2 separate regions of the Homo sapiens genome follow, and region 2 is linked to region 1. A link is a contact called in ENCODE Hi-C or POLR2A ChIA-PET data. All regions are on one chromosome and are shown on one strand. The core of a region is the stretch at or near the end of the contact, and the rest is flanking DNA. Distances in the headings are between cores, read along the strand shown.

Evidence for each region. Hi-C counts contacts between places; a loop is a spot of excess contacts on that map. ChIA-PET counts read pairs that join two places held with the same protein, here RNA polymerase II (POLR2A).
Region 2: a map of cardiac septum shows a loop between it and region 1 (2.9-fold over the local background). The contact joins the enhancer-like site here to the promoter of SCP2D1-AS1 in region 1. A Hi-C loop is called at or near these places in 2 of 168 maps with a recorded cell type or tissue (astrocyte of the cerebellum and cardiac septum). POLR2A ChIA-PET finds 5 or more read pairs at or near these places in 1 of 52 experiments (A673).

The regions. Positions count from the first base shown.
Region 1 is chr20:18,827,495-18,832,509 of GRCh38, forward strand. SCP2D1-AS1 (SCP2D1 antisense RNA 1) reads right to left here and starts at 2,709. Exons shown (of 3, transcript NR_161343.1): 1 at 2,549-2,709.
Region 2 is chr20:18,876,936-18,882,098 of GRCh38, forward strand. No RefSeq gene overlaps it. Among named protein-coding and RNA genes, the nearest start is that of SCP2D1-AS1, 49 kb to the left of the region's middle. Within about 2 kb of position 2,421, at least 2 of the 41 ENCODE cell types and tissues checked have a DNase peak (open chromatin) inside an H3K27ac peak, as active enhancers do.

The DNA.
Region 1 (5,015 bases), core at 1,459-3,958:
CAATGTGGCAGTATTGAAAGGTGGGGCCTTTAAGAGGTGATTGGGTCATGAAGGCTCTTCTCTTTACAAATAGATTAACTCATTCATGGGTTAATGAATTAATGAATTGATGGGTTATTGTAGAAGTGGAACTGGTGGCTTTATAAGCAGAGGAAGAGAGGCCTGAGCTAGCATGCTCAGCTCCCTCGCCACGTAATGTCCTGTACGGTCTCAAGACTCTTCAGAGAGTCCCCACTGGCAAGAAGGATTTCACCAGATGTGACCCCTGAACCTTGGACTTCTCAGCCTCCAGAACTGTAAGACATAAATTTCACTTCTTATAAATTACCCTGTTTCAGATATTCTGTTATAAGCAACAGAAAATGAACTGAGACACTCCCCTTTAGACCAGTGGCATGGTCCGGGCACATTTTCCCCATGATGATGGCAGAGGGGAAACGCATCATTGGGCTAACATCCCACAGGCCAGAGCAAGTGATATGGCCAAACTCAGAAGCAGGAAGTACGGCATTAAAATGCACATCAGAAGTGAAGGAAGAGAGTGGAAATGTGAAGACAGTCATCGTGGTCAATATCCACTGTGACAAACTTATCAGCTGTGGTGGTTTTAAACACTTGCAAATTCTTTGTTACTCCTCCCATCAAGAGGTGGGATCCAGGTCCCCTCCCTCTGAGCTGGGGTGGGCCATTGTGGCTGCCTCGATGAACACAACGTGGCAGAGGTGATACTGCATGACTTTCTAGGCTTCTGCTGGTTTCTTGCAGACTTCTGCCCCTTGTGAGAAGTTCTGACACCCCAAGGTCCCCATGTGGGGAGACCAGACAGAGATGCTCAGGGATGCCCGGATTCCCAGTGAGGAATCTCTGGAGAGGGCCGCAGACACTGCATGTCTCTGCAAACACATGGGAGTCCCTGAGCAAGAACTGCCCAGTGGAGCCCAGTTGACCCCCAGATCCATGAGCAAATCATTGTTCCGGTTTTATGCCACTGTTTTGGGGTGGCTCATTATGCAGTATTAGATAACTGGAAAATCAAGGCTACAGTTTCTAGCAAGGAATGGTGCATAGGGGTGAACTGCAGCTCCCCCACTTGCCACCCGGTTGTGACCTTGGATAAGTGCTCTGATGTCCCTGCCCAGCTTTTTCATCTATAAAAATGGGGATCATGTTCCCTGCCTCCTATGATTGCTGCCAGATTAAACACCTAGCACAGGGCCTGGATGGTGGCGGGTACTCAGTCAATATTGATGGAGTAAATAACTGCTTACTGCTCAACGGGGCTCATAGGGTGAATTCCGGCTGGGTAGAGCTCGGAGGCCAAAAAATGGGCAGATGGGATGACTGAAACAGTGCTGTGGTTCAGCCTAGGCTACAAATTATGGCTGTTAGAGACTGTGTGTGTGTGTGTGTTTGTGTGTGTGTGTGCATGCTTTCAAATCTTCCTTTAATAAGGAAGTGAGGAAGTGGAGACCTTTTTTTTTGCCCTGTTGCCCAGGCTGGAGTGCAATGGCGCGATCTTGGCTCACTGCCACCTCCGCCTCCCAGGTTCAAGCAATTCTCCTGCCTCAGCCTCCCGAGTTGGGATTACAGGCACGCGCCACCACGCCAGGCTAATTTTTGTATTTTTAGTAGAGACAGGGTTTCGCCATATTGGCCAGGCTGGTCTCGAGCTCCTGGCCTCAGGTGATCTGCCTGCTTTGGCCTCCCAAAGTGCTAGGATTACAGGCATGAGCCACCGCGCCTAGCCCCCTTTGTAGTCTTGATTGATGTGTGTGAAACCCATTTCCTGGAGCTCTCAGGGGAACACTTTTTTTGTGTGCAGATCCCTATTTCATGAAGTTGCAGGGACATAGAATATATAATTTGTTTGGGGCATTGCTTTGAGCAGGCTGATAAAAGTGGAAGCTAAAAAATTAATGTAGTCTCCTCCCTCAGATCCTGTAGCCAGCCTGTTTGGGTTTCTTCCCCATCTCTGCAACCTGAAGGGAAGGATCTTCCTTTTTTTGCCCCATACGATCCACAGGAAGGATCTTCCTTTTAACAAACTTCTTCTTGACAAATAACACACATAATGCAGAAGGTGCATGCATCCTGTGTTCATCTTGATGAAGTTTCATAAACTACAGGCACCCGTATTTTCATAAACCAACTTCCAGATCCAGAAACAGAATCCCTTCCAGCACCCCAGATGTCCCTTCTCCTCTTTCTTGTCCCTACTTAGTCCTCCAACCCAGGGAAACCACAATTCTGACTTAAAAATAACATTGTTTAGTTTCCCCAGTTTTGCTGTCCCATAAACAAAATCATGCACTCTGATTTTGTGTCTGGATTCCTCGGCTCCACACTGTCTCTGTAACACTCACGCATTTGTTGCACATCTTTTGGCTCATTCATCCTCTTAGTTGTATCACATGTTATTTTATGACTATACCACAATTTATTTATCTGTTCTACTGTTGATGGGTAGTTTCCAGATTTGTGTCCCATCTACCTGTCTCTCCAGCATGAAACTTATCTAACTTACCTCTCCAGCATGTGGCTTAAATACCTGGAACATTTGCTTGGACCATGAAGGAAGGAAGGCAGGTTCTTTATAAATTCAAATCCATCCTGTCCGGTTGCCCACACTGTGCTGAGTGTCCTCACTGGCTGCTCCAGCCTCTCCCACCCAAATGGCCAGACTTCAAGGAGTGGGGGGTGAGAACCCTCTCCCTTGTCTGTTCCAACGGCCAGTGCCTGAAATCTCACTTCGGGAGGGCCCTTCCTTTCCCACCGTTAAAATACAACAACCCGGCCAGGCACCGTGGCTCACGCCTGTAATCCCAGCACTTTGGGAGGCTGAGGCGGGCGGATCACGAGGTCAGGAGATCGAGACCATCCTGGCTAACAAGGTGAAACCCCGTCTCTACTAAAAACACAAAAAATTAGCCAGGCGTGGTGGCGGGCGCCTGTAGTCCCAGCTACTCGGGAGGCTGAGGCAGGAGAATGGCGTGAACCCGGGAGGCGGAGCTTGCAGTGAGCCGAGATAGCGCCACTGCAGTCCGGCCTGGGCGAAAGAGCGAGACTCCGTCTCAAAAAGAAAAAAAGAAAAAAAGGAAATACAACACTCACTCCACCCAGAAGACATGTTCTCCAAAGTGAGCCTTCTATGTCACTTGTCCCGAAAGAAAAGAAAAGAACAAGACTTCCTGATTGATAACTGATCTGGGCCAGGAATGCAGCAGCACTTGATGTCTGAGGGAAGCGGTTTTTCATTGAAGAGGGGAGGAAGACGAACGTGCCCCAAAGCAAGGTGGGGACTTTGACTACAAACTCAGTGGGGCTCCGCTTTCTGCCTGTCGCTGGCTCGTTTTATCGGGCACTGCGATTGAAGCAGGAGATTAGATTTGGGACCTTTAACTCAACCTAATCCCAAATGCACCTTTATTTTATGTCTCACTGAGGAAGAACTAACATTGCAATGGAAAACTATGGCATCCTGCTTTCTTTAGAATTTTATTTTCAACTTATTTGAATGGGCTTTATATTTAATTAGGTAAAAATTTTTATAATATAGTACTTGGGTGAATATAAAAAGAAAAATATAAGCAAAATAAAATTGGTTAATATATTCTAAATTTCTTAACATTGACCTGATTTTTCTGATTCACTTTTGACTCCCAAATTGTTGTTGCCTGTGGTCTCTCCACTCCTCTGGCAATGTCATCCTGAGTGCCATGAAGAGCCTTGGTAATACAGTAATTCTGTTCTTTAATTTTATCTTTAACTAACAAAGAATGATTGCATATATTTATGGGGTATAATGTGATGTTTTGGTATGTGTGTACATTGTAGAATGATAAAATCAAGTAAATTAACATATCTATCACCTCATGTACTTATCAATTTTTATGATAAGAATATTTAAAATCCAATCTTTAAGCAATTTTGAAATATACAATGCTATGATTAATTATACTCATCATGCTGTACAACAGATCACTAAAGTTTTGACCCTCTGCCTGGCTGAATATTGTACTTTTTAATCAAAATCTCTCTTTTCTCCATCCACCCCCATCGCTGAGCCTTTGATAAACACCATCCTACTCTCTCCTTCTATGAGTTTGCCTTTTGTCATTCATGCACGAACTAAAAGCATTGGCCCTGGGTTCTGAAGCTGGTTTTGCAGCCTGCTTCTGATTCCTGCTTTGAAGAGGGCTCCTGAAGGCATATTTTCCCTTCTCACTCCCAGACCAATTAGGAGAGGCTCCAGGATTTCCATGCACATGGCAGATACCACTCTGCTGGGTTTGATGCTGGTGCTTTTGATATTCATGCATGTAACAGGCAAAGGCAACTATATGGCATGACTACTTCTTAGAGGAGGTGGTTGTAAGGAAGCTTTGATATATACTAAGATGCATTCCAACTTCAGAACTGCTAAGATACAGAAAAAAGTATAAACTAGAATCAATGCAAAAATCACAGCCCCATCCCTGCCTGCTGGTCAGCTGTGCCATCCCCCAGAATCACGGCCTCCCAGAAGCATGCAGCCTTGTCGTGAGTCATAACCTGTGTCTGAACACTTGATTTATCTTCCTCTTTCTGGAAAGACTGTACGTAAACTGATTACATTGCTCTACTCCCCACTTCCCTCCAAACTAAACCAAGTAACACAATTCATTGGCTTTTCTGGAGCAAGAGGAGAGAGACTGATATCAGCATTCAGACCCAGGAGTGCTGTGGGTATGTTCATTATCTAGGCATAAAATGGCTCAGCATCAAAGCAGCCCTGGGGAGGGTTAATGTCCAGGCTCTCTTCTGCTTCTGCTCCTGATGTCCATCATACTTACCTCTTTGCAGGGTGTGCTGCAGGTCTGGACTGGTGAGAACTGAGCCTGGGAGAGGAGACCAAGCAAAGGCTTAATTTTCTGCTCTGTTTTCCCCAGTTTGCCCGGGGATCATCTTTAGCGCTGGCAGATGGGAGGTTTTGTTCTTCATTGCTCCTCCATTAAAGTGCTGTCCCTGAGATCCCT
Region 2 (5,163 bases), core at 1,171-3,670, 49 kb after region 1:
ACTGTGGTCTATGTGAGTGCTTGATATAATTTCAATTTTCTTAAATTTATTGAGGTTCATTTTATGGCCTATCATATGGTCTCTCTTGGAGAAAGTTCCATGTGCTGTTGAGTAAAATGTGTATTCTGCAGTTGTTGAATGAAATGTTCTGCATGTATCTGTTTAGTCCATTTGTTCCAAGGTATAGTTTAAATCCATTGTTTCTTTATTGACTTTCTGTCTTGATGACCTATCTAGTGCTGTCAGTGGAGTATTGAAGTCCCCCACTATTATTGCGTTGCTGTCTATCTCATTTCCTAGGTCTATTAGTAATTGTTTTATAAATTTGGGGGCTCCAGTGTTAGGTGCATATATGTTTATGATTGTGATATTTTCCTGTTGGACAGGGCCTTTTACCGTTACATAATATCCCTCTTTGTGTCTTTTAACTGCTGTTGCTTTAAAATTTGTTTTGTCTGATATAAGAATAGCTGCCTCTGCTTGCTTTTGGTGTCCATTTGCATGAAATGCCTTTTCCCATCCCGTTTACTTAAAGTTTATGTGAGTCCTTATGAGTTAGGTGAGTCTCCTGAAGGCAGCAGATAGTTGGTTGATGAGTTCTTATTCATTCTGCAGTTCTGTATCTTTTAAGTGCAGCATTTAGGCCATTTACATTCAATGTTAGTACTGAGATGTGGGGTGCTGTTGCATTCATTGTACTATTTGTTACCTATTTCTTTTTTTTTTTTGCTTTTTGTTTTTGTTTTTTAACTTGTGTTTTTGTTTTATAGGTCCTGTGTGATTTTTGCTTTAAAGAGGTCCTGTTTTGTTGTGTTTCCAGGAGTTGTTTCAAGATTTAGAGCTCCTTTTAGCAGTTCTTGTAGTGGTGGCTTGGTCATGGCAAATTCTCTCAGCAATTGTTTGTCTGAAAACGACTGTATCTTTTTTTCATAAATGATGCTTAGTTTCACTGGATACAAAATTCTTGGCTGATAATTGTTTTGTTTGAGGAGGCTGAAGATAGAGCCCCAGTCCCTTCTAGCTTGTAGGATTTCTGTTGAGAAATTTGCCATTAATCTGATAGGTTTTTCTTTATAGGTTACCTGGTGCTTCAGTCTTACAGCACTTGAGATTCTTTCCTTCATTGTCACTTTATATAACCTGATGACAATGTGCCTAGGTGATGATCTTTCTGCGATAAATTTCCCAGGTGTTCTTTGTGCTTCTTGTATTTGGATGTTTAGATCTCTAGCAAGGCTGGAGAAGTTTTCCTTGATTATTCCCCCAAATATATTTTCCAAACTTTTAGATTTCTCTTCTTCCTCAGGAACACTGATTATTCTTAGGTTTGGTCATTGAACATAATCCTAGACTTCTTGGAGGCTTTGTTCATATTTTCTTATGCTTTTTTCTTTGTCTTTGTTGGATTGGGTTAATTCAAAGATCTTGTCTTCCAGCTCCGATTTTCTTTCTTCTACTTGTTCAATTCTATTGCTGAGATTTTCTAGAGCATTTTTGCATTTCTATAAGTGTGTCCAATGTTTCTTGGATCTCTGACTTTTTCTTTATGCAATCTATTTCCTTCAATATTTCTCCCTTAATGTCTTGTATAATTTTTTTTATTTCCTTGCATTGGGCTTCACCTTTCTCTGGTGCCTCCTTGATAAGCTTAATAACTAACCTCCTGAATTATTTTTCAGGAAAATCAGGGATTTCTTCCTGGTTTGGATCCATTGCTGGTTAACTAGTGTAATATTTTTTTGTGGGGCGGGGGTAGGGGTACGGTGTTAAAGAGCCTTGTTTTGTCATATTACCAGAGTTGGTTTTCTGGTTCCTTCTCATTTGGGTAGGCTCTGTCAGAGGGAAGATCTAGGGCTGAAGGCTGTTGTTCAGATTCTTTTGTCCCATGGGGTGTTCCCTTGATGTAGTACTGTCCTCCTTTTCCTATGGATGTGGCTTCTTGTAAGCCAAACTGCAGTGATTGTTGTCTCTCTTCTGGGTCTAGCCACTCAGCAAGTCTACCAGGCTCTGGGTTGGTACTGGGGTTTGTCTGCATAGAGTCCTGTGATGTGAACTGTCTATCACTCTCTTAGATGTGGATACCAGCACTTGTTCAGTTGGAGGTGGCAGGGGTGTGAAATGCACTCTGTGAGGGTTTTTAGCTTTGGTGGCTTAATTCTCTAAAGCTGATTGGCCTTCTGCTACTAGGTGATGCTTTCCTGAGAGCATCAGCTGTGGTAGTATGGACAGGAACTGGTCATGGGCGGGGCCCTAGAACTCCCAAGATTATATGCCCTTCATCTTCAGCTACCAGGGTGGGTAAGGAAGGCCCATCTGGTGGGGGCAGGGCTAGGCATGTCTGAGCTCAGACTCTCCTTGGGCCAGTCTTGCTGCAGCTGCTGTGGGGAATGGGGGTGAGGTTCCCAGGTCAATGGAGTTGTGTACCTAGCAGGATTGTGGCTGCCTCTGCTGAGTCATGCAGGTTGTCAGGGAAGTGGGGAAAAGCTGGCAGTCACAGGCCTTACCCAGCTCCCACACAAACCAAAGGGCTGGTCTCACTCCCACCTTGCCCCACCCCACAGTCCAGAGTCTCTTTCTAGGCAGTGGGTGAGCCAGGCTTGAGAACTTGCCCCAGGCTACTCGCCTCCCAGCTGGGAAAGAAAATGGCTTGGTTCCTTCCCAATCTGTGGAGTCTGCACACTGGATTCGTGCCCTCCCCCAACTTCTGGCTGGGAGGCTTCTCACCCAGTTCAAATTATTACAAAGCTCAGCTGGAGATTTCCTTCTCCCTGTGATGTTTTTCCCCACTCCTCTGGTTGCCCTCCTGATGGATCCCTGTGGTGCCAGGCAGGAATGGCCTGTTTGGGGACCCAGTGAGCTCTCAGTGCCTTTCTTGCTGCTTCCTCCACCCCTGTATTTCACTTGGCTCTCTAAATTGACTCAGCTCCAGGTAAGGTCAGAAACTTCTCCCACAAACAGACCTCCAGTTTCTCCAGTGGGGATGTGTTCAGGAGAGGAGGATCTCCCTTTCCCACTTCTGCAGTTGGGGGCACTTGCAGTATTTGGGGTGTCTCCTGGGTCCTGCAGGAGCAGTCCACTTCCTTCAGAGGGTCTTTGTGTCCTCTTGGTATTACTGGTTTGTTCTTGCAGTTGAACTGGAGCTAAAATTCACAGTGCAAGCCTCTGCATGCTGCTCTGTCCCTCTAAGTTGGAGCTGCAATCTAGTCCTGCCTCCCGTCCACCATGATGATCCCCTCTCCCCTTTAACTTTTAATCCATATGTGTATTTATATTTTAAATGGGTTTCTTGTATACAACATATAGGTGGGTATTGTTTTTTAATCCACCTTGACAATATCTGCCTTTTAACTTGTACATTTAGACCATTGATGCTCAAAGTAATTATTGATAGAGATGGATTAATATCTAATGTATTTATTCCTGTTTCCTATTGATTACCCTTGTTCTTTTTCCTATTTTTGTTTTCCACTCTTCTGCCTTTTTGTGGTTTTAGTTAATATAATTCTATTTTCTCTCTTTTATTAGCATATTAGTTATGCTTCTTTTTTCTTCTTACCTTTTTTAGTGCTCACCCTAAAGTTTTCAATATGCATTTATAATTAATCCAAGTCCACTTTCAAATAACACTATACTCTTCACTTGTAGTGTGAGTACCTCATAATAACAAAATGTTCCTAATTCTTCCTTCCTGAGCCTTGTATCATTGCTGTCATTCATTTTACTTACACATAAGCATATATAGGCATATATACACATACACACACAAATAAGCATATATAATCAAATATATTTCTGTGATTATTTTGAACAAAATATTGTCTGTTAGATCAATTAAGAAGGAGAAAAATAAAAACTTTAATTTTACCTTGAATATTGCTTCTTTGATGCTTTTTCCTTCTTCACATAGATCTGCATTTCTGACCTTTATCATTTTCCTTCTTGCTAAAGAATTTCTTTTAATATTTCTCTCAGGGCAAGTCTGTGGAAAAATATTCCCTCAATTTTTGTTTGTCTAAGAAAGACTTTATTTCTCCTTCACTTTCGAAAGATAATTTCACAGGGTACAGAATTATAGGTTGGTAGGTTTTTTCTCTTAACACTTTAAATATTCACTCCACTCTCTCCTTGATTGCCTGGTGATATGGTTTGGATGTTTGTCTCCTCTAAATCTTATGTTGAAATGTGATCCTAAGTGTTGGAGGTGGGGCCTAATGGGAGATGTTTGGGTCATGGGGGTGGATCCCTCATAAATGGCTTTGTACCCTTCCCATGTAAATTAGTGAGTTTTCACTCTGTTAGTTCATGTGAGAGCTGGTTTTCTAAAGGAGCCCAACACTTCCTCCTGTCTCTCACTCCATCTCTTGCCATGTAACATGCCAGCTCCCCTTCCCTTCCGCTATGACTAAAAGCTTCCTGAGGCCTCAACAGAAGCCAAGCAGATGCTGGTGCCATGCTTGTATGGCCTGCAGAACCGTTAGCCAAATAAACCTCTTTTCTTTATAAATTACCCATCCTCAGATATTTCTTTATAGCAATGCAAAATGGACTAATACACCTGGCTTTTGAGGAGAAGTTGAGTATAATTCTTATCTTTGCTGCTTTACAGGTAAGATATGTTTTTCTCTGGTTTCCTTAAGGATTGTTTCTTTATCTTTGATTTTCTGCAGTTTGTATATGATATGCCTAGGTGTAGTCTTTTTGACATTTATTCTGCCTGGTGTTCTCTGAGCTTCTTGGATATGTAGTTTGATATCTGACATTAATTTTGTGAAAATTCTCAGTCATTTTTTAAAATATTTCTTTTGTTCCTTTCACCCTCTCTTCTTCTGGAATTCCCTATGTGTATGCAGCTTTTATAGTTGTTCCACAGTTCTTGAATATGCTGTTCTATTTTTCTGCTCTTTTTTCTCTTTGCTTCTCAGTTTTGGTGGTTTCTACTGAGATGTCCTCAAATTTGGAGATTCTTTCCTCAACCATCTCTAATCTACCAGTAGGCCCATGAAAGGCATTATTCATTTATTTAACAGTGTTTTTGATGTCTACCTAGCATTTCCTTTTGATTATTTCTTAAACTTTCTATCTCTCTGCTTACATTGCCCATCCATTTTTGCCTGCTGCCTACTTTATTCGTTAGCATGTTGATCATTGTTTAAAATTCCTAGT